3 separate regions of the Homo sapiens genome follow, and regions 1 and 3 are each linked to region 2. Evidence: read pairs that join two places in POLR2A ChIA-PET (ENCODE). Cell type or tissue: MCF 10A. All regions are shown on one strand. Each heading gives the region's core, and the rest is flanking DNA. Links, peaks and the distances in the headings are about the cores only. Region 1 overlaps KRT80 (keratin 80). Region 2 overlaps KRT5 (keratin 5). Region 3 overlaps KRT82 (keratin 82).

What was found. ChIA-PET counts read pairs that join two places held together with the same protein. Peaks named below come from ENCODE experiments on the same cell type or tissue, not always from the same donor. Only the 100,000 strongest peaks of a DNase experiment are listed, where the experiment ranks them.
Region 1: POLR2A ChIA-PET joins it to region 2 with 7 read pairs; 1 of 35 experiments calls an interaction of 5 or more read pairs at or near these places.
Region 3: POLR2A ChIA-PET joins it to region 2 with 15 read pairs; 4 of 35 experiments call an interaction of 5 or more read pairs at or near these places.

Annotation. Positions count from the first base shown.
Region 1 is chr12:52,168,172-52,175,051 of GRCh38, reverse strand. KRT80 (keratin 80) reads left to right here. Exons shown (of 9, transcript NM_182507.3): 5 at 1,288-1,452; 6 at 1,889-2,014; 7 at 2,634-2,854; 8 at 3,339-3,394; 9 at 3,530-6,056. The coding sequence ends at 3,654. Among named protein-coding and RNA genes, the nearest start is that of KRT80, 20 kb to the left of the region's middle. In MCF 10A, for the core only: a CTCF peak has its summit at 2,854 (motif pointing left); a DNase peak (open chromatin) is centred at 2,911.
Region 2 is chr12:52,509,063-52,515,746 of GRCh38, reverse strand. It overlaps KRT5 (keratin 5), which reads left to right. Exons shown (of 9, transcript NM_000424.4): 9 at 507-1,172. The coding sequence ends at 805. Among named protein-coding and RNA genes, the nearest start is that of KRT5, 8.0 kb to the left of the region's middle. In MCF 10A, for the core only: no CTCF peak of the experiment used is centred there; a DNase peak (open chromatin) is centred at 1,876.
Region 3 is chr12:52,393,106-52,399,985 of GRCh38, reverse strand. It overlaps KRT82 (keratin 82), which reads left to right. Exons shown (of 9, transcript NM_033033.4): 5 at 1; 6 at 2,978-3,103; 7 at 3,754-3,974; 8 at 4,196-4,227; 9 at 4,791-6,055. The coding sequence ends at 5,011. Among named protein-coding and RNA genes, the nearest start is that of KRT82, 9.8 kb to the left of the region's middle. RefSeq lists enhancers at 3,492-3,661, 3,784-4,285. In MCF 10A, for the core only: CTCF peaks have their summits at 3,774 and 3,976 (motif pointing left); DNase peaks (open chromatin) are centred at 3,655 and 3,925.

The sequences.
Region 1 (6,880 bases), core at 1,191-5,190, 340 kb after region 2:
ACTCTGAATGCCAGAAGGAGCATGATGTGTCTGCACCCAACACCCACCTCCTGCCTGGCCCCCTCCCTGCCACCAACTCACTCGGTGCAATTCTCAGTCGACTCGCCTTGCTCCTCCTTCCCACAGGAGGCCCTACCCTTTTCAGCATCTCCAGGATAAGCAGCCCAGGGCCCTTTGCAACCTCTAGAGATCCCTGGTCCCACCTGCCTCCCTACACACCCCTGAGCATTCTGGCTAGAAAGGTGCGAGGCTGTGAGCAGGAAAGAAAGCTGGTCTGGGGCCAGAAAGACAATGAAGAAGGTGTCAGCCCCTTGTCTCCATCCGCTAAGGGAGCGTCACAGCAGCAGCAACAGGGGCTCCGGGGCCCACCCTGCCACTCACCGCTGTCTCCACAACATCTTTATGCCTCAGTTTCCTCCTCTGGGGCTGCAGCAGTGCCAGCCTGGTGAGGATGTGTGGAAAACGCTCAGCGCACAGTCCAGCCTGCAGGGAATTCCTCAGGGAATGGTGGGTTTTACCATTTCCAGAAGTCTCCAGGGATAGGAGACGGTGAAAATATTGTGGTCGTCCAGGCAATGTCCCTTGGCTAGAGAGGGAGTGGGCGCTGAGTCTCCAGGGGGACCCTGAAGTCAGAGTGCTGGAGGCTGCGCCCAGGCTCCTCACAGGCTGTTGGCTTTCAGTGGGGCCGGGAGAGGGGAGTACAGGTTTGTCAGCCTCCAGCCCACTCCACCCTGGTCACTCCCTGGCTTCCCTCCCAACATTTACCAAATGAACTGAGGCACTCCTTTCCCAGACGTGGGGGCTCAGAGATGAACACAGCTCTGCCAGGCCCACAAGGAGCTGCTCGTCCAGTGGGAGAGGCAGAGCTGTACCCCACAGCACAGGAATAATGAAACAGTAAACAGAGGGGCCCAACTCACAGCCCCAGAGCCTGACTTCTCTGGCCCTTTCCCATCAGCCAGGAGTAGGCCATCCCTCCCAGGAGAGGGCAACAGTGCAGGCAGTGGGGAAGCTTGCAGGTAGCCTTTAAAACCAACAGTCCCAGCCTGCCCTCCACTCAGATAGGGGGACTGTGGGTGGGTGAGCAGTGGGCAGTGAGCTGCCTTCCGAGAGTCCTGGCTGGGGAGACGTGGCAGGGAGGCATTCGGCCTTCCATCATCTCTCCAGAGGGACAGGAAGGGAGCAGCTCCACTCTCCGCTCACCCCGGGGACAAAGTGACTGTGTGGGGCTGAGGGTCCTTGTGCCCTCCCCACCAGCCCTGAGCCCCCACATCTGTGCCCGGTCAGGAGCTGAAGGACCTGGCAGCACAGGTGAAGGATGTGTCGGTGACCGTCGGCATGGACAGCCGCTGCCACATCGACCTGAGCGGCATCGTGGAGGAGGTGAAGGCCCAGTATGACGCCGTCGCGGCTCGCAGCCTGGAGGAGGCCGAGGCATACTCTCGGAGCCAGGTGGGGCTGACCACACAGGGCACGAGAAGCAGCCTGGACAGTTCTCTGGGTGGCAGGAAGGGCTGGACTGGTGATGGCTGAGGTTGCCTGCAGCTCTCTGTCCTGAAAGTCTATGAGAGAGGAATGGAGAAGCACAGGGACGGGGCGGGCGGGGGGAGACCACAGAAGCTGGTCTGTGCCCTCCAGGAGTTCAAGGTGGTGCTGTTATCAGCAATGCTAGGCCAGATGTGGGCATGGCCCATGGGGCTCAGCTAGGGCAGCCAGGAGAGGCCACCCAGAAAGGGAGGTGGAAGGGGGAGCTGAGGGAGCCTGGCGTGGCGTGGTGGGCTGCAGAGTTGGAGATGGGACTGGAGGATGCAAGAAAAAGCAGAGGCGGGTAACAAGTGCTGGGAGCGGCACTGAGCTGCCCCTCACTGAGACCTCCATGTACCTCCAGCTGGAGGAGCAGGCCGCCCGCTCGGCCGAGTATGGGAGCAGCCTCCAGAGCAGCCGCAGCGAGATCGCGGATCTCAATGTGCGCATCCAGAAGCTGCGGTCCCAGATCCTCTCTGTCAAGAGCCATGTGAGTATCTGGGGGACGCGCCTGGGGGCGGGGAGGAGAGCAGGGAGACACACAGTCATGTGTGCTGAATACAGGCAAGACATGACTGAGTGACCCTGTGTGGGTCGCTTAGCGCCTCTGTGCCTCAGTTTCCTAATCTGTCAAATGGGATAATAGCACAGCCTCCTAAAGTAGTTATGAGGCGCTCTGCATACAAAAATACTCTGTAATCTGGTCAAGGCTGCTGGAACGTTAGAAAGCCCCCACACTACACACACCCAGAGCCCACTGCCTCCCTCCTGGGAACCCCCACCAACTACACAGAGAGGAGGGAGTAGAGGCCTAAGTCCCAGCTTCCAGCCAGGACAAACCTTCAGGGCAGGTGCTGCCCCATAAGGACAGCCGGGACAGGCTCCTTTAGTGGCTTGCGGTGCTTTCCTCTGGCCTTGGGAAGGTGCCTCTTCAGGTCTAACTGAACTCCCTCTTGCTGCATGGCAACCAGTTACCACACCCAGAAATGCCATTGCTCAGCCCTCCCTCCCCACACCTACCCCCACCAAGGACAGAGACGACTCCTGGCCCTGGCCCGCTCCTCCTTCCCCTGCTCACAGGCCCTTTCACTCTGTCCTCCTGGCTGCAGTGCCTGAAACTGGAGGAGAACATCAAGACAGCTGAGGAGCAGGGTGAGCTGGCCTTCCAGGATGCCAAGACCAAGCTGGCCCAGCTGGAGGCCGCCCTGCAGCAGGCCAAGCAGGACATGGCGCGGCAGCTGCGCAAGTACCAGGAGCTGATGAACGTCAAGCTGGCCCTGGACATCGAGATCGCCACCTACAGGAAGCTGGTGGAGGGCGAGGAGGGCAGGTGAGAGCCAGGGCTGGTGAGGAAGGGCTGCAGGGGAAGGAGGGCTGGAGGCCCAGGCCTACACAAAGTCAGTTCTCCTTTCCAATATGATACAGTGAGCCTACCAGGCCTGGGTTTAAGTCTTGGCTTAGTCACTTACAAACTGGGACCTTGGCCCAGTTCATTTCATCCTGTTTCCCCATCTGGAAAGTGGGCTGATCATAAACATGGTTCACCTGTGGCAGGGATGATTCATGTGATTATGCCTGCAAATGCCTGTCAAAACTCAGTGCTCAATGCTATTAGCCATTTATGCCATGGAGATGGGACAGAGGCCCAGGAAGGACAAGCTGGCTAGCCAGGGCCACACAACAGGGCAACCCCAGGGCTGGGAGTGACCACCAAGAACTACCCTCCACTTGCCAGCCCCCAGGGGAGTTTAAGCCACAGGCTCTCTTCGCATCCCATCATATCCCTCTCCCACCCCCCCGTCCCCCACCCCCAGGATGGACTCGCCCTCAGCCACTGTGGTCAGCGCTGTGCAGTCCAGGTGCAAAACCGGTGAGTCCTCTTGCCCCGAGAACCCATGGTGGGGTGAGGGTGAGGGTGTAGGGGATCATGATCCTAAAGGCATCATTTTAAGTGGCTCCCAAACCTCCAGCCCCTTCCCTCCCCTACCCCTTATGTTCCCTGTAGCTGCCTCCAGATCAGGCCTCTCCAAGGCCCCCTCCCGAAAGAAGAAGGGCAGCAAAGGCCCCGTGATCAAAATCACCGAAATGTCAGAGAAGTACTTCTCGCAGGAGTCGGAGGTCTCAGAGTAAGGCGGCTGGACCCCAGGAACCCCAGGGCACTCCACTGCAGCAGGAGGGACTTAAGCTAGACTCAAGAAAGCAGCTTGGAGCCTCTAGGTTGAGAAGAGAGGCAAAACCTGATATTGAACTGAGAGAGGGGTTCAAAACTGACTGTGTTTTGTGGGCTGCCAGGGTGGGAGAGGAGCATCACCAGCTCCTCAGAGCCACTCCGCTCCATATCAGTATCTCACAGTCCCATCCTTCCAACCTTCTGGCCAGAGGTTTTCCTGATGGGTGAGTCGGAATTAGGGGTCAGTTTTGTCTCCACCTCCTCGCTCCTCTGAGGCTCCTCCTCCAGCATCAGGCTCTGCCAAGGCCCCTCTGACTCTTGCCCAATCCTTGACCTTGACTCCTATCTCAAGCCTTGCCTTGTCTCTGCCTCGGAACTGGGACTGGGACTGGCTCATCCACCTATGTGCGGGAGCCGAGGAGGACGGCGTGGGCCCTGTCCTGTATCTGGAATTCCTGGGAAGGCTGGCTGCTGAAGACCCTCTTGGCTTTCCCGTGCTCTTTGGGCTCCCCAGAGACCTGACAGTATTAGGGAGTGAAGGGAGGAGGGGCCCTGGCTATTTGGGACCTAAGCCTAGGCCCCAGAGATCAGCCCGAACACCCGCATCCCTTCCTCCTCCCATGGGTCCCTCCCAGTAGGCAGTAGTCAGAACTGGATGGGCTGCCCCCAGCCAGCTCCCAGCAGCTTCTCCGGAAGCTGCTCTTGCCATAATCAACTCCCTGGGAGTGGAAGCCAGATGGCAGCTTGAGATTGGGCAGGAGCATTCGATCTTCCTTTCACCTCCCTGCCATGCTGGGGTCCTACCCAGCCTGGATCTGAGCTCTGTGCCCCCAGCCGGGTTGTTCCCAGCCTGAGCACCGGGCTTTGGTGCACCAGGCCTTGGAGACCCCTGGTCCCACCCCTGCCGTGAAGCCCCAGGCCCACTTCCCAAGAATCTCACTTCTCAGGGCCTCTGTTCTCCTCTCCACTGGGCCAAATAGCCTGGCCCTCCCCTCCTTGGCATTCATGGGGGAGCCCAGGAACCCCCCACACCTATGGGGTTAGAGCTCCTCCTTTCTTCTCACTCCTTCCCCTTCCTCCCTCCATGCCCACTCCCCCTGCCTCCAGCAGGCCAGGAAGAAGGCACAGTCCAGGCAAGTCTGGGAGCTTCCAAGCCCTTGAGGTCCAGCTGTGGGGCCCAAATGACAGCCTTACAAGGGTTCTACCAGAGAGGAAAATTCCACATCCCACCAGAAGACAGGGGTGTTGGCAGGCATACTCCTATCTCCTCCTCTTGGCTCTCAATGCTGAGGCTTGCAGAGGCATCCCAGCGGCACCAGCCTCCCACTGCACAGCTTCCTTCCCTCCTTCACTCTCCTCTCCCCTCCCTGCCCCTTGCCTCACCTCCTCTTCTAGACTGCATTAGATTCATTCATCTCATTTGCCAGGACATGTTGGCCAGAGGTCTGGGCCCATCCCAGGCCTCAAGGCCCTCCAGGCCTGTGGGGAGCACTGGAGGGTTACTGACTCTCTGGCCATGGGAACTCAGAGATTCTCATCCCCAAAGTCCCAAAAGAGGGTGCTGATTGGTGCTTTTCCTCAGGCTCTTCATTGGTTTCCAAGGGAGCAAATCCTCAGTGGGGATACAAGACATATAAAGTATATATTATTTTTTCATAACTTATGTGGCTTTTAACTTATTGCTTCCCTTCCTGTTTCTGCATGATCAGTCTGTATGTACTATCTGGAAAGATAACACATACTCCAGCCACCTCACCTGATTGGCTATCTTGGGGCCATGTCCCCTTCTTGCTGCCACAGGATGAATAAAGTGTTGAGATTTGTCTATGGAGAAAGCTGTGTGTCTGTTTTTATCTCCCCTCTCAGGACCAGTCAGCCACTGGTCAATCAGGCTGATCATGGAACATTAGGAATTCTCCAATTAAGGGAGAAAAAGTCCAGGGACTTAGTTATATCTTCAGACCAGTGCAGCTGGTACACACAAAGTTCTCCTGTCTCACCATCTGATATGGTTTGGATGCTCGTCCCCTCCAAATCTCATGTTGAAATGTAATTCCCAGTGTTGGAAGTGGAGCCTGGTGGGAAGTATTTGGATCATGAGAGAGGATCCTTCATGAATGGCTCAGCACCATCTCCTTGGTGATGAGTGAGTTCTCACTCAATTCACATAGATATGGTTGTTTAAAAGAGTCTGAGACCTCTCCCCTCTTTCTCGCCATGTGATATGCCTGCTCCCCCTTCACCTTCCGCCTTTACTGTAAGCTTCCTGAGGCCCTCACCAGAAGCTGAGCAAATGTTGGTGCCATGCCAGTACAGCCTGCAGAATTGTGAGCCAAAATAAATGTCTTTTCTTTATAAATTACCAAGTCTCAGGGATTTCTTTCTTTTGTGTATGTGTGTGTCTGTGTGTGTGTGTCTGTGTGTGTATGTGTGAGACAGAATCCTGCTCTGTCATCCAGGCTGGAGTGCAGTGGCTGGATCTCGGCTCACTGCAACCTCTGCCTCCCGGGTTCAGGCAATTTTCCTGCCTCAGCCTCCCGAGTAGCTGGGATTACAGGCACCCACCACCATCCCCGGCTAATCTTTTGTATTTTTAGTAGAGATGGGGTTTCACCATGTTGGTCAGGCTGGTCTCAAACTCCTGACCTCAAGTAATCTGCCCGCCTCGGCCTCCCAAAGTACTGGGATTACAGGTGTGAGCCACAGCGCCCAGCCAGGGGATTTCTTTATAGTGTGTTTAAGAACACACTATAAGCACAGCCAGGCCCCTGGGCTGACTAATACACTGTGCTGCACTGAGACTGCACCAACGTTGACCTATGTTCCCAGCGCCTCCTGACATATCCAGGCACCACACAGGCTGCTTTAGCCAGCACACATGCTGGGGATTCCCCAGTGGTGGCAGGGTTTCTTCTTAAGCACTTCTGCCCTACTGGGAATTGACACAGCCCAGAATGTATTCTGATGCGTACGGGCCCAATCCTGCCAAATCAAATCCCAAGTCAATGCATAAGGATTGAGGACCTTCTCCAAGCCCAGCCTTGTGCTAAGACTCCTCCAAGACAGGGGTCCACCCCTCAATCGCAAGTAGTTCACAGTCAGGCTGAGAGATGAGATATCCACCCAAGGTAGCCACCCTGGACTTCGTCACCACGTGCAGAAGTGGGTGCTATAAAGGTCAGGGAA
Region 2 (6,684 bases), core at 1-4,000:
AGTGCCAACTCAGAATTCTGCTGTTTCTAGATCCAAACTTTTCCCATCCCAGCATATGGTTATTTATAATAATACACTTAGTAAGTTGTGGGTGGTGGAGGGGAAGGACAGATTGGGACAGGAAGCAATGTGGCTTATGTCTCATCTCTTAAAGGGTAAGCCATGCATCCTATGCTTCTTGGACCCTGTCCCCTGCCTTGTCCCTAGTACCTAGCTCCCCCCAGTACCTAGCTCCTCCCCTCAGTACCTAGCTCCCCTCAGTACCTAGCTCCCTGTAGTACCTAGCTCCCCTCAGTACCTAGCTCCTCTCAGTACCTAGCACCTTGCCTCTTACACTCACCCACTTTTTTAGGGACCTTAATTAAATGACAGTTCTTCCGGGCCTTGTTTGCTACTCTGTAAAGGGGGTCCAGTAGAGTGCTCCAACACCAGCAGATCAAATAAATGGGCCATGCAGGATCAGCCTGGCAGATGGTCTCACTGAGTCCTCCCTCCTTTCCCTGCAGCTGTTGTCACAAGCAGTGTTTCCTCTGGATATGGCAGTGGCAGTGGCTATGGCGGTGGCCTCGGTGGAGGTCTTGGCGGCGGCCTCGGTGGAGGTCTTGCCGGAGGTAGCAGTGGAAGCTACTACTCCAGCAGCAGTGGGGGTGTCGGCCTAGGTGGTGGGCTCAGTGTGGGGGGCTCTGGCTTCAGTGCAAGCAGTGGCCGAGGGCTGGGGGTGGGCTTTGGCAGTGGCGGGGGTAGCAGCTCCAGCGTCAAATTTGTCTCCACCACCTCCTCCTCCCGGAAGAGCTTCAAGAGCTAAGAACCTGCTGCAAGTCACTGCCTTCCAAGTGCAGCAACCCAGCCCATGGAGATTGCCTCTTCTAGGCAGTTGCTCAAGCCATGTTTTATCCTTTTCTGGAGAGTAGTCTAGACCAAGCCAATTGCAGAACCACATTCTTTGGTTCCCAGGAGAGCCCCATTCCCAGCCCCTGGTCTCCCGTGCCGCAGTTCTATATTCTGCTTCAAATCAGCCTTCAGGTTTCCCACAGCATGGCCCCTGCTGACACGAGAACCCAAAGTTTTCCCAAATCTAAATCATCAAAACAGAATCCCCACCCCAATCCCAAATTTTGTTTTGGTTCTAACTACCTCCAGAATGTGTTCAATAAAATGCTTTTATAATATAAGCTGGTGTGCAGAATTGTTTTTTTTTTCTAGGTTTACAATCAGCCTAGAGATACCATGAGGGTCAGTCTACCCAGATGTGATTGGTTCTTTTGATGATTCACAGGGAGAATGGGATAACATTTAAGGGAAAGTGGCTATTGGGGGTGGCCCAGAGACTCCAAGAAGCACAGAGATTATAAAGTCTCTGCAATGAAGGAGTCTCTGGAGGGCATTAACGGGCATGTGCATTGTACTACAATTTAGACAGATTTTAGAGCCTTTTGTTAAAGAGGGCCCTATGCAAGGTGAGATGATTTGCAAGTAGCAGCATATTTGGGCTTAAGTAAAGTTTGTAAATGAAGAATATGTTGCCTTCAGGACCTCAAAAGACCTAAAAGATGTTGGTCCTATTGTAATATTGTGGGCGCTAAGATGCTCAATAGCTATTTTTTGACAGTGTCAGGGATGGAGTAGCTCTTGGTTTACCAAATAATTTCTGAAATTTAATGTGGCAGGACTTTGCATGACCTGTGGGACAACGGCAAACCCTTTTTTTCTGAGCTCCTTGGTATCTATATGTCCTGAACGCGTGTATCAAATGCATCTCTTTGGAGGAGGATTCAGCAATGTAAATCATATCTGTACTCCTGGAGAAAGTCAGATGCATTTAAGAGCTTGACTGCAAAAATTGCATGTCATGGCAGGGCTGCTGAGGCAATCCCTGAGTATCTGGGAAAGCTGTGTCATGCCGCCTTGGTGGTGAAGCGAGTTGTGACTGAGAAGCTGTTGCAACGGGCATTCAACAGAATATTTGACAGCCAAATCCATAAGAAGGAAATATCTACCAGCTGCCAATTGGATAAGTCAATAATTTCAGTAATATTGGGTATGGAGCCTTAGTAGGCATGACCATGACATTATGGTTGTGGTAATCCACTGTGAGGCACCATTCATTTTTCCCAAGTTTAAAAATAGGCCAAATTAGGTTGTTGATGGAAAAATAATGGATATAAACAACCCTTCTCTAAATAGATCCTGTTTAATGGGCTTCACTCCTTAAAGGTCCTGTTTTAATTTACACTGGGGCATATTAACTATTTTAACTAGGGCTTGGGGAGGCCCATGGTGTCCCATTTTGCCAAACCAATTTATAAATGCCAAGGACTTGATTTAATTTTAATTTATGACTTATTGGGTTAGACTGTCCATGCCCATTGTGGGAAACGTTAGAGGATGCTATGATCGTGGGAAATTTAAGCAAGTCAGTAGTTCTGCTAATTAAAGTGAGGCATGCCTGTTTGTTCTCTATTTTTTGTTCATTAACTTCCCCAAGATTACAGGGGTACCTTGTTTAAATTTAATAGGATCCCCAGGTATAAGTATTATTTGAGCTTCAGTATGGATTAAGACCATGAAGAATTGTCAATTATTGTATGTCAGCAAATGTGAAAGTAAATTCAGAATTTATGTGGTGGAGACACCAAGACAGCCTGCACACCTTTTTATCTTTTAGATGTATAAATTATTTTAGCCAATTTTGGATTTCCAATTGTATCAAATTATGGATCTTTGTTTTAATTTTTTGTTTCTTCTCCCTGTTTTCAGGTTTCTCTCTCTCTCTCTATCTTTCTTGTGGTTTCTGAATATAATTTGGCAGGAGAGGAATTCTCTCTACTCTGCCCATATTTATATATTTATTCCTCCAAGGAGTCTCAAATCTGTATTGTCAGGGCTCGAGGCCTCCCCCATGGAAATAGTTGAATTAACCCTTTGGCTGTGCCATGTGTGTTTTCTCCTATAACCCGGAGGATGAGGATCTTTTCTGGTAACAGAGGCATAGGCAGCGGCAGCGGTGGCAACAGGAGCAACAGCAGCAACAGCAGCCAAGACATTTTACAGGACTCTAGTTAGTAAGCACTCTGGTTTTTTGTTTTTTTTTTTTTTCCTACAGAGTTTTGCTATTGTTGCCCAGGCTGGAGAGTAATGGCGCAAGCTTGGCTCACCACAACCTCCTCCTCCCAGGTTCAAGTGATTCTCCTGCCTCAGCCTTCCCAGGAGCTGGGATTAAAGGCATGCGCCACCATGCCCGGCTAATTTTGTGTTTTTAGTAGAGACGGGGTTTCTCCATGTTGGTCAGGCTGGTCTCAAATTACTGACCTCAGGTGATCCACCTGCCGTGGGCTCCCAAAGTGCTGGGATTACAGGCGTGAGCCACCGCGCCTGGCTGCCATCTGTTTTTAGGAGCGTGGCTTCAGCATGCCACGTAGTAACTGCTCTTCTTCCACATGAGTGACCACCAGAAGGGACCACATATCAGTCTTTTCCCTGAAAACTCCGTAGAATGAGGGCCGGCACCCGCTTGAGACACACAACCAGTAGTCACGGGGTAAGAGCCATTCCCCTTAGCTTAGCATCAGTCCCAGTTTATGCTGGAATCAAGAAATACAATTCAATACGGTATATACAGACAGGTCTGGGCTGAGGAACACGATTCAGGGCCTCCCTAAGAGGGCCCCCAATCCCATACTCCTGTCCTTAAATCCCAGTTTTTGAAACTTCTGACTTGGGTCAATTAAATCTGTAACAGAGGCTCAGCAGAACTCAGCAAATGCAGCCCAAAGCAACACAGCTCAAAGGGCAAGTTTGCCAGCAGGCAGCAACACAACTCAAAGAGCCCCCTAGTCAGCACACAGCAACCCAGAGCAAGACAGCAGAGCCAGACTGGAAGCCAAAGCAAGAAAGAAAAGACTCCGGTGGAAGCAGTCATCATCTAGACATCTAGCAGGCTCACAGTGCTGATTGTCATGACCACCTTCCAGAGGCAAGATGGACAGCCACACAAAATTTCGTTTAGCTGTTGAGACTGATGACATCACACACACACACACACACACACACACACACACACACACACCACACACTCCAAGAGGGGGTGAACGGATATTTAACTCAAATAATAAGGCTTTCTGAGGAAAGCAAGGCAGGACTTCCAAGCTGGTCCAAAAGTGGCTTGAGTGAGCAGGGTTTTTTATAGCATCAGGTTTTTTATGGTAATTAGGGGTGGGGCCTGCATGTGGTTTGAAGTTGGAAGTTGCTATCACTGCCAAAGGAAGGAACACCTCGGTTTTCATATCAGTTTTTCCAGATAATGAGCATAATAGGAAAGGGAGGCAAGGGGCTTGCTTAGAAGTTGTCAGCAGTCAAGCATCAGTGCAGTCAAGATGGTTTAATGTTTAAAAAATCATGTAATATACAAAATGAATAGAATAAAGGGAGATAAATCAAATGGCCGCCCAAAAAAACAAAAAATATTATACTTAATAGTAAATGAAACTTTTCCATTGAACAAAAAGGGGGTAAGGATAACTATTATCACAATGATTACTCAACTTTATACTGGAGATCTTAGCCATTGCAATAAGGCAAGACAAAGAAATAAGCATCTTCTGGATCAGAAGAAAAGCAAACTGCAGGCGATCACATATGACATAATTGTATATATAGAAAATTAAAATAATCTACAAACTACTAGAATTAATAAGTGAATGTATCAAGGTCACCAGAAAATCAATATACAAATATCAATTATACTTTTGTACACTAGAAAACAACAGTTAGAAAACAAAATTTGAAAGATATTTTTAGTAGCATAAAAAATCTAATACCTAGAAATAAACTTAACCAAAGATGTGTAAGACAAAAAACTAAAATGATCCTTTTGAAAATATTAAAGAAGACCTAATAAACAAAGGTATATGATATCTTCATGGATTGGAAAACTTAATATTGTAAATACATCAATTTCTCCAAATTGAACTATGGGTTTAATGCAATTTCAATCAAATTTTCACAGATTTTTTGTGGAAATTGATAAATCTATTCTAAAATTTGTGTTGAAATGCTATGATTTGAATGTATTGCCTCCAAAATTTGGATGTTGCCAATGTAATGATATTTAGAAATGGGGACTTTCAGAGTTCAGAAGCTTCACACAGGATTCAGTTAGGTTGCTCTTCTACTCTTCTGCCAGTTGAGGAGATAGCATTCCTCCCCTCCAAAGAATGTAGCCCCCATTAGACAACCAAACCTGTCAGTATCTTGATCCTGGACTTCCCAGCCTCCGGAACTGTGAGAAATAAATTTTTGGTTTTTTAAACTACCCAGACTCAGCTATTCCATTATAGCAGCACAAAATGAACTAAGACAGGAAATGAAAAGGAGCTAAAATAGTCAAAACAACCCTAAAAAAGAAGAACAGCTTTTACACTGTTGGTGGGAATGTAAATTAGTTCAACCATTGTGGAAGACAGTGTGATGAGTCTTCAAAATCTAGAACCAAAAATACCATTTGACCCAGGAATCCCATTACTGGGTATATACCCAAAGGAATAGAAATTATTCTATTATAAAGATACATGCATGTGTATGTTTACTGCAGCACTATTCACAATAGCAAAGACATGAAACCAACACAAATGCCCATCAATGATAGACTGGAAAAAGAAAATGTGATACGTATACACCACAGAATACTATGGAGCCATAAAAAGAAACGAAATCATGTCCTTTGCAGGGACATGGATGGAGCTGGAAGCCATTATCCTTAGCAAACTAATGCACGAACAGAAAACCAAACACCACATGTTCCCACTTATAAGTGGGAGCTGAACAGTGAGAACACATGGAGACAGGGAGGGGAACAACACATGCTGGGGCCTATCAAAGGGGTTGGGGGAAGGGAGAGCATCAGGATAAACAGCTAATGCATGCGGGGCTTAAAACCTAGGTGATGGGTTGATAGATGCAGTAAACCACCACGGCACATGTTTACTTATGTAACAAACTGGCAGATCCTGCACATGTATCCCGGAACTTAGTATCAAATTAAATTTTAAAAAATGATGAATAAAGTTGGAAGACTTATAGTTCCAGATACTGAAACTTATTATAAAGTTGTAGTAATTAAGAAAGTATGGTGCTGGGGAAATGATTGACAAATGGACCTATGAGATAGTATATAGAATCTAGAAGCAAACTACATATTGACTCAATTGATTTACAACAAAGGTACTATTACAGTGCAATAGAAAAAGGATAGTCTTTTCAATAAATGGTGCAAGGTTAGTTGGCTGTCTATATGGGAAAAATGTATTACGATTTCTACTTCATCCCATAGATAAAAATCATTTTCAGTTGTATTATAGTCCTGTATGTGAAAGGTAAAACAATAATTCATTCAGAAGAAAACAGAAGATATCTTTATGGAGTGAGGATAGGCAAAAATTTCTTAAATGGGATAGAAAAAAGCTTACCTTAAAAAATTGATAAACTTTGTTCATAAAACAACATGAAGAGAGCAAAACAGTAAGCCACAACCCCGCAAAATTTTGAATATATATAAATATTATATATATACATAATTTTTATATATATGTGAAATTGTATTCAGAATATACAAAGAACTACAAAACAGTACCCACAACAGCATTCTTCTCACAAAGGACATTCACAAAGATAAGTAATATGCTAAGC
Region 3 (6,880 bases), core at 1,555-5,554, 120 kb after region 2:
GGTGAGGCCCTGTGGTTGGGGGCAGGGAGACTGGAGAGGTGACAAACCAGGGGAGGGGAGGACCCCCAGACTCCTTCTCCGCAGAAGTGGGTGAGGAGCTAATGAGAGCCACGCCATGCCACAGACACAGGGAATCCCATAAAGCCCAGCTGCTGTTGTTTCTGCCAGGCCCCAGGCCACTTCCCTGCAGAGCACGTGGGAGGGACCCCTCCCCGCCCCGGACAATCCAGGCCTGTCATCAGGGTGCCAGGGCGCCCAGCAGTTTTTACCTGCAGACTCACTGGAAGTGCTCCTGTAGGCAGCGTTCAGTAAACACTAATTGGTTTTACTGAACTGTAATGATGGCAAAGAGGGCTCTAAGCTTCGAGGCGTGGGAGGAGGCTAGTGGCATGGGGTGGCTACTAATGGTAGAGCAGAAACAGTGATTAAGATGGCCTCAGACTTAATAATTAGGGGCTTGCTTGGAGGGCAGGGGGGCCCTAAGGGTAATTAGATTTAACAAATATCATCATCTCAGCCTCTCCTGCCCTGCCTGTGAAAGGCGCCATGCATGCATGCACTCATTGGTCCACTCATTCAACACTGTGTATTCAGCATCAACCACGTGCCAAGCACAGTTCTAGAAGCTGGAGACACAGCAGGGAACAGAACAGACACTAGTCCCTGCCTTCATGTCGCTTTCATTCCAGAGACAAGCTGGGTTCCAGGGTAGGGTTGGAGGGGCAGGGTGATGGATGATAAACAAGGCACATAAGTGCAGTGGATGTATGTTAGACTGTGATACCAAGTGCTAGGAAGCAAATAAACCAGGGGAAGGGTAGGGAGTGTTGGAGTGCAGTTTCAATTAGGGTGGCCAGCAAGGATGTGCTTCCCAAACCAAAACACCAGCTAGCAGGAAGTGATTGCAAAGGTGGAGCAGCAGGTAAAGGGAGTTTGATGACAGAGGGAACAAATTGTGTCACAAAGGCAAAGGTGTTGTCATTTGATCTAATCTTGAAGGACAAATAAGATTCAAAGGGGAGATGGGGGGAGGGTGTGCCAGGCTGAGCAGCAGGTGCTAGGACACAGCAGCAGAAATTGAGGGGCCTGGAGTGCCATGTGCTGTGGAGATCGGGCTGGAGGGGTAGCTTGAGGCCAGGTCACAGCATCTGCAGGGCTGTGCTAAGTCATTTGGCTTTGTTCTGAAGGCAGTGGGTGCCACTGCCCAGGGAGTGCCCAAAGTGATGCTCTGCCCATTTTCTGGAGCTCCATGGTGGTTGGAAGTATGAAAACTTGAAATGGAGTCAGCTCCTGGTGAACCTGTCTGTGACCCACCCACGGCCAGGTTTCACTCTGGCTGGCCCTTCCTCTGGTTGCCCCTGGCAACAACCATCAGCCATGTTGGGTTCAGGATTACAACCACCTCATTTTCCCATCCTGCTAAGTCAGAATCTTAGAGAAAATTCTATTAGTTGAAGATTGCATTTGGCTACCAGGATCAGAAATTCTAAAAAAAAAAAAAAAAGTTAAAATTGAATTTTTACTTTTTTCTAAAGTAGCTTGAAGTACAAAATAGACTGCCCAGGATGACACAGAGATTCTGTGACATCATCAGGGACCCAGGATCCTTTGAGTTCACCATTCTGCCATCTGTAATACATGCTCCATCCTCTTGGTTGCCTCATGTTCCAAGAAAGCTGCAGCACCTCCAATCTCACATGCTTACGCCTGGCAGCAAGGAGAACAGAGGCAAAAAAAGCCAACTGGGTCATTCCCCCCTTTAAAGAGCTTACCCAGAAGCCCTACCCAGCCATGGTCATAGATCTCATTGATTGGAAGACTGAGAAATATTCTCTTATCTGGGCTCATTGTTACCCTAAATAAAAGCAGTGTTCTATTTGGTTCTGGGTTTTTTCTGTTGCTGTTATTTTTGTTTTTTGTTTGTTTGTTTATTTTGAGATGGAGTCTTGCTCTATTGCCCAGGCTAGAGTGCAGTGAGTGGTGCAATCTCGCCTCACTGCAACCTCTGCCTCCCAGGTTCAAGTGATCCTCCTGCCTCAGCCTCCCAAGTAGCTGGGATTATAAGCATGCACCACCATACTCAGCTAATTTGTGTATTTTTAGTAGTGATGGGGTTTCACCATGTTGGCCAGGCTGGTCTTGAACTCTTGACCTCAAATGATCTGCCCGCCTCAGCCTTCCAAAATGCTGGCATTACAGGTGTCAGTCACTGAGCCCAGCCAGGGGTTCTGTTTTAAGAAGAGGACAATGGATATTTACTAGGCAACTGCAGACTTTCCTACTGTAACCAAATAACAAAAGAGCCAATGAGTGTGATTATGTGCTTATCTCTCATTTTGCATTTTCTATATAATATGCTCCCACTCACTATCAGAAAATCTAAAGTCAGCTAATTTTTTAAAACTTACAAATGTAATCTGTACACACTACTATTCAGAAATTGGATTCAGAGTGCAAAGGTTTTTATAAAAAAGTGTTACCTCAAGGTAGGACATAAATTGCATTTTGTTTTTTTTATTGTTTTTGTGGAAAACATACAAATGTTCTCATCCTGATGGGCAGACCCATCCTAATGGGCAGTCCTTGGTCTGTTAGGCAACCCAGGCTGAGCACAGAAACCCCTTCCAAGTTCCAGAGGCATATCTAAAAGGGAGGGAGCCCTCAGGTGAACTTGGGCTCTGGGACAGAGAAAAGGACCAGACACAGAACAGCTCAACAGAGGAGGGGATCTCAGAGGCTGGAGAAAAATCTAACAAGCCTGGAGCTGGGGATGGGGTGAGATGGGAATCAGGAACAGCCCACATAAAGGACCCAAAATTGCCCAGAAGCGGAAGAAGGTAAAGGAGCAGAACCAGTATGAGAACCAGAGAACACCTGAACTAGGAAGTCACGGGAGAAAAGACTGGGAACAGTGAGAAAAGAGGCTAGGAGATGCCATCTTGTGGGGCCTGGGGCTCTGACCTCTCTGTCCTGGCAGTATGAGGAGCTGAGAGTCACAGCTGGGAACCACTGTGACAACCTCCGCAACCGTAAGAACGAGATCCTGGAAATGAATAAACTGATCCAGCGGCTGCAGCAAGAAACCGAGAATGTCAAAGCCCAGGTGAGGCTGGGGAGGACTTCCTTGCTGCAACAGCCATCCTGGGCTGACTGGCCAGTCTGTGCCGTGCAGGGCGGGTTCAATCCTTGCTGTGAGTGCCATTGAAGAGGGAATAAACTTGTGCTGCCTTGCTCAAGCAGAAGCAAGCCCTTTCTACCAAAGGGCTGACCCACAGCAGGATGAGCAGCCACAGGAAATAGTCAGGTCCCCAACAGAAACGAGGTGACCAATGTCAAAGATGAGAAGCAAGGATGCTTCACTAGGTGCAAGTATAGAAAAGATGCACTCCACGGTCCCTTCAGACCCAAAGACTGTGATTCTATGATCCTGAAATTCAAGGTGACTCTCAGTTGTTCATAAAATCAGACCCACTCCATTCTCCTGGGCTAGGGAAGACCAGCTGGGCATTTAAAACATATTAACCCCACAGAAATTTCTCAGCATACTTAAGAGGAAAATCCCCGCTCTCTTGGAGGTATTTTAGACAGAAAACCCATCCCAGTTCCCTGGAGGAACCAGATGTCGCAATCCTAGGATGAAGCTCGCAAATGTGAGCCTGGCACGTAGCCACCCCCGTGTTCTCTCTGCTCTTCTGCGAGTCTGGCTTGGGGCTCCAGGGCCCCCAGTGATGCTTTTCTGCGCCCCTCCCACAGCGCTGCAAACTTGAGGGTGCCATAGCTGAGGCAGAGCAGCAGGGCGAGGCGGCTCTCAATGATGCCAAGTGCAAGCTGGCAGGGCTGGAGGAGGCTCTGCAGAAGGCCAAGCAGGACATGGCCTGCCTGCTCAAGGAATATCAGGAGGTGATGAACTCCAAGCTGGGCCTGGACATCGAGATCGCCACCTACAGGCGCCTGCTGGAGGGTGAAGAGCACAGGTGAGCTCCTCCAGGAGGGGGTCAAAGATGGGCTACCAGGTATGGCCATTACCCAGCCCTCTGGTGGCGGCTGCTAGTATCTCTCACCCCGTCCCCTACCCACATTCATTGAAAACCCACAGCAGCACATGGTCCACAATGAGGGCGGGAGCGGGGAGATGCTGCATTTACCTGCATCTGTTTGATGTAGATACCTGTTTTCTTTTTCCTCTCATCCCCAGGCTGTGCGAAGGCATCGGGCCCGTGAATATCTGTAAGTAGATGAGCCATGCCCCACTGGCTCTGGAGTCTTGGGGGTTGATCACCCCAACACAGGCAGCCCACACCACCCCTTCCTAGACCTCTGATGCCTCCCCTACCCCAAAGGAAGAGCTCTGTCTGCCGTGAGCTCCCAGGCTGGTGGAAAGGGCTATCCAAATCTTTTGGGAGTCAGACTAGGAGCAGATTTGCAACAACATGGTCCAAGTGCTTCAGGGCCCAGAAGCCACAAATAACCACCCTGACAAGAGGATGCTCTTCTAGAGGAAGAGGATTTGAAGCAAGCTTAGGAAGGAGGGACCAGTAGAAACTGAGAAATGGTGAAGCTGAATCCAGCCTGGCCTTGCCCAGGCTCTAGGGAAAGGAGAGAGGTGCATGGGGACCTTGCAAGCACTTTATGTGGCTAGGGTGGGAGACGCGGAGGCTGGAGGCTGGAATGGGGTGTCTGTAGAGGTGAGTGGCAGGAGGTGGGAGGAATGGCCTGGCTGAGTAGTTTCAGGGCAGTACACTGAGAGCCACACCGTGTGGGGCCCTGAGCACCCCTTCCTGTTCCCACAGCAGTGAGCAGCTCCAAAGGCGCCTTCCTGTACGAGCCATGTGGGGTCAGCACGCCTGTCCTCAGCACTGGCGTCCTCAGGAGCAATGGGGGCTGCAGCATCGTGGGCACTGGTGAACTCTATGTCCCCTGCGAGCCCCAGGGGCTACTGAGCTGTGGGAGCGGGCGGAAATCCAGCATGACGCTAGGAGCTGGGGGCAGCTCCCCCAGCCACAAGCATTAGCATGATCCGAGACATCCAGGAGACAGAGCCCCTGCCCCATGGCCCTGGATGTCACACTCCCACCAGGGCTGAAGACAAGGATGTTCCAAAACCCCACCTCCCTTTATTGACTCCACATTCCCCTCCAGTGTTCCCTCCTTGAGAGCTGAGCTGCCCCTAGGACCCCTCCTTTGCCTCATGAGTCACCTTCCACTCACCTGTGTGCAGACCCTCAGCTAGGCCCAGATGGTGGGGACAGACGGCAGAGAAAGAGCATGCATTGCTCTTAACCGCAGAATGGCAATAACCCCCAAAAGGTCAAATGGGCACACCACAGTTCTGCTCTGTGGATCATCCCATGGAAGTTTCCTCACAAAGTCAGCTCCTCTCCCACCACAGGCTCACACTGCCCTTACTTTAGGCTCTCATGCCCCTAAGAAAAGTGAATTTCCTTTAACACCGCCTGAAACATGCACACTGCAAATATCAAAAGGAGACACCCCCAAATCCCACTCTAAATTCCAAAGCCAAGTGCCACGATTTCAGGATCAGTCAGGACCTGCCAATGTCCTCTCAGCACAGAGAATCAAGAGGTGGCCTTTGGGCAGTAGATTTACTTTCTCAGGTATGTTGAACCCAAACTGTGAGAATAAATCTTTCTCCTGAGCTCACATTGGCAGGTGATGTCAGGCCAATGCCTAGAACAAAGGGCAAAGGGATATGGAATGTTTACTGGACAGTTGGAAAACCAAAAACAGATACCATTTTCTCAATGGAATCAGTTCCCCCTCCACCCATCCCCTTCTGTACATAGCCGCCCCTTCCTGTTCCCCAACCCTTTAGCTCCTTTTGCTTTGAGTCTGATATGACAGTGATGTGGGGCTGCCCCAGCTGACTTGGAGGCCCTGGCTCAGGAGCTCATAGATGGAGGAGGTGTGGGCTGACTACCTCCCAGAAGCCCCTCATGCCAAGCCTGTCCCACTGGGGCTCCAGGGCCTCTGCCCTGAACATCTGGGCTTCTGTTCAAAATAAACCTACTCTGTTCATGGATTATAGCAATCAGGATTATTTACTCTGCTCTGTGGAAAGTGTGATAAGGCTGAGGGGGAACTGGTGAGCAGCTTTTTGGGACTGGAGTCTTCGGAACAGAAATGAAGACTATTATACAAACAGAAACACTACATGTAAATAATTTGCAAATTGCCTGTGGAAGAAATAGGGCTCTATACAAATCACACTTAAAACCTGCACGTCACACCCCAATGGTTTGCAAGTCACTTGCCATGTTAAAAGCCACAAGCCCATTGCACACAGGCCTCCTCACTACATGGTGTCCTATACACATCCTAGAGAAAATCCTTGGGGTCCTCTATTGTGTCTAGACTTAGCAGCCCCCAAGCCCTAGGCTCTGTCCCTATCCCGAACCATTCTCAGTGCCTGGATACCCCCAGCTCCAGGAAAGCAGTGAAGATGGTGGCAGCCCATGGAGTGAGGAGGACCAGGACACTCCAGTCTCCTCTCCCCATTTAGAGAGCCCAAGACCTGGAGATTTGGCGGCGGTGCTTCCACCCTCTGTGAGGCCTCAGTCCCCTTTCCTCTGCCTCACCGACCCCCTGAAACAGCCCCTCCTGGGGGGTGCTTTCCCCCTTATGGCTCCCCTCTCCTGAGAGTTGGGATGACTCCCCACTCTCCCCAAAGAGCACCCATGCTGCGCCAAGCCCTGCATTAGAGGCTGGTGCTGCAGAATTGACTAAGACTCCCTCTTAACCTTGGAAGGACGCTCAGCCTCCCGGAGAGAAGATTCATAAATAATGAGGGCCAAACAGCATGGGAGCCCCAAGAAGCAGCTCACGACTGCCTGGCGAGGGTCAGAGACAGGATCACAGGGAA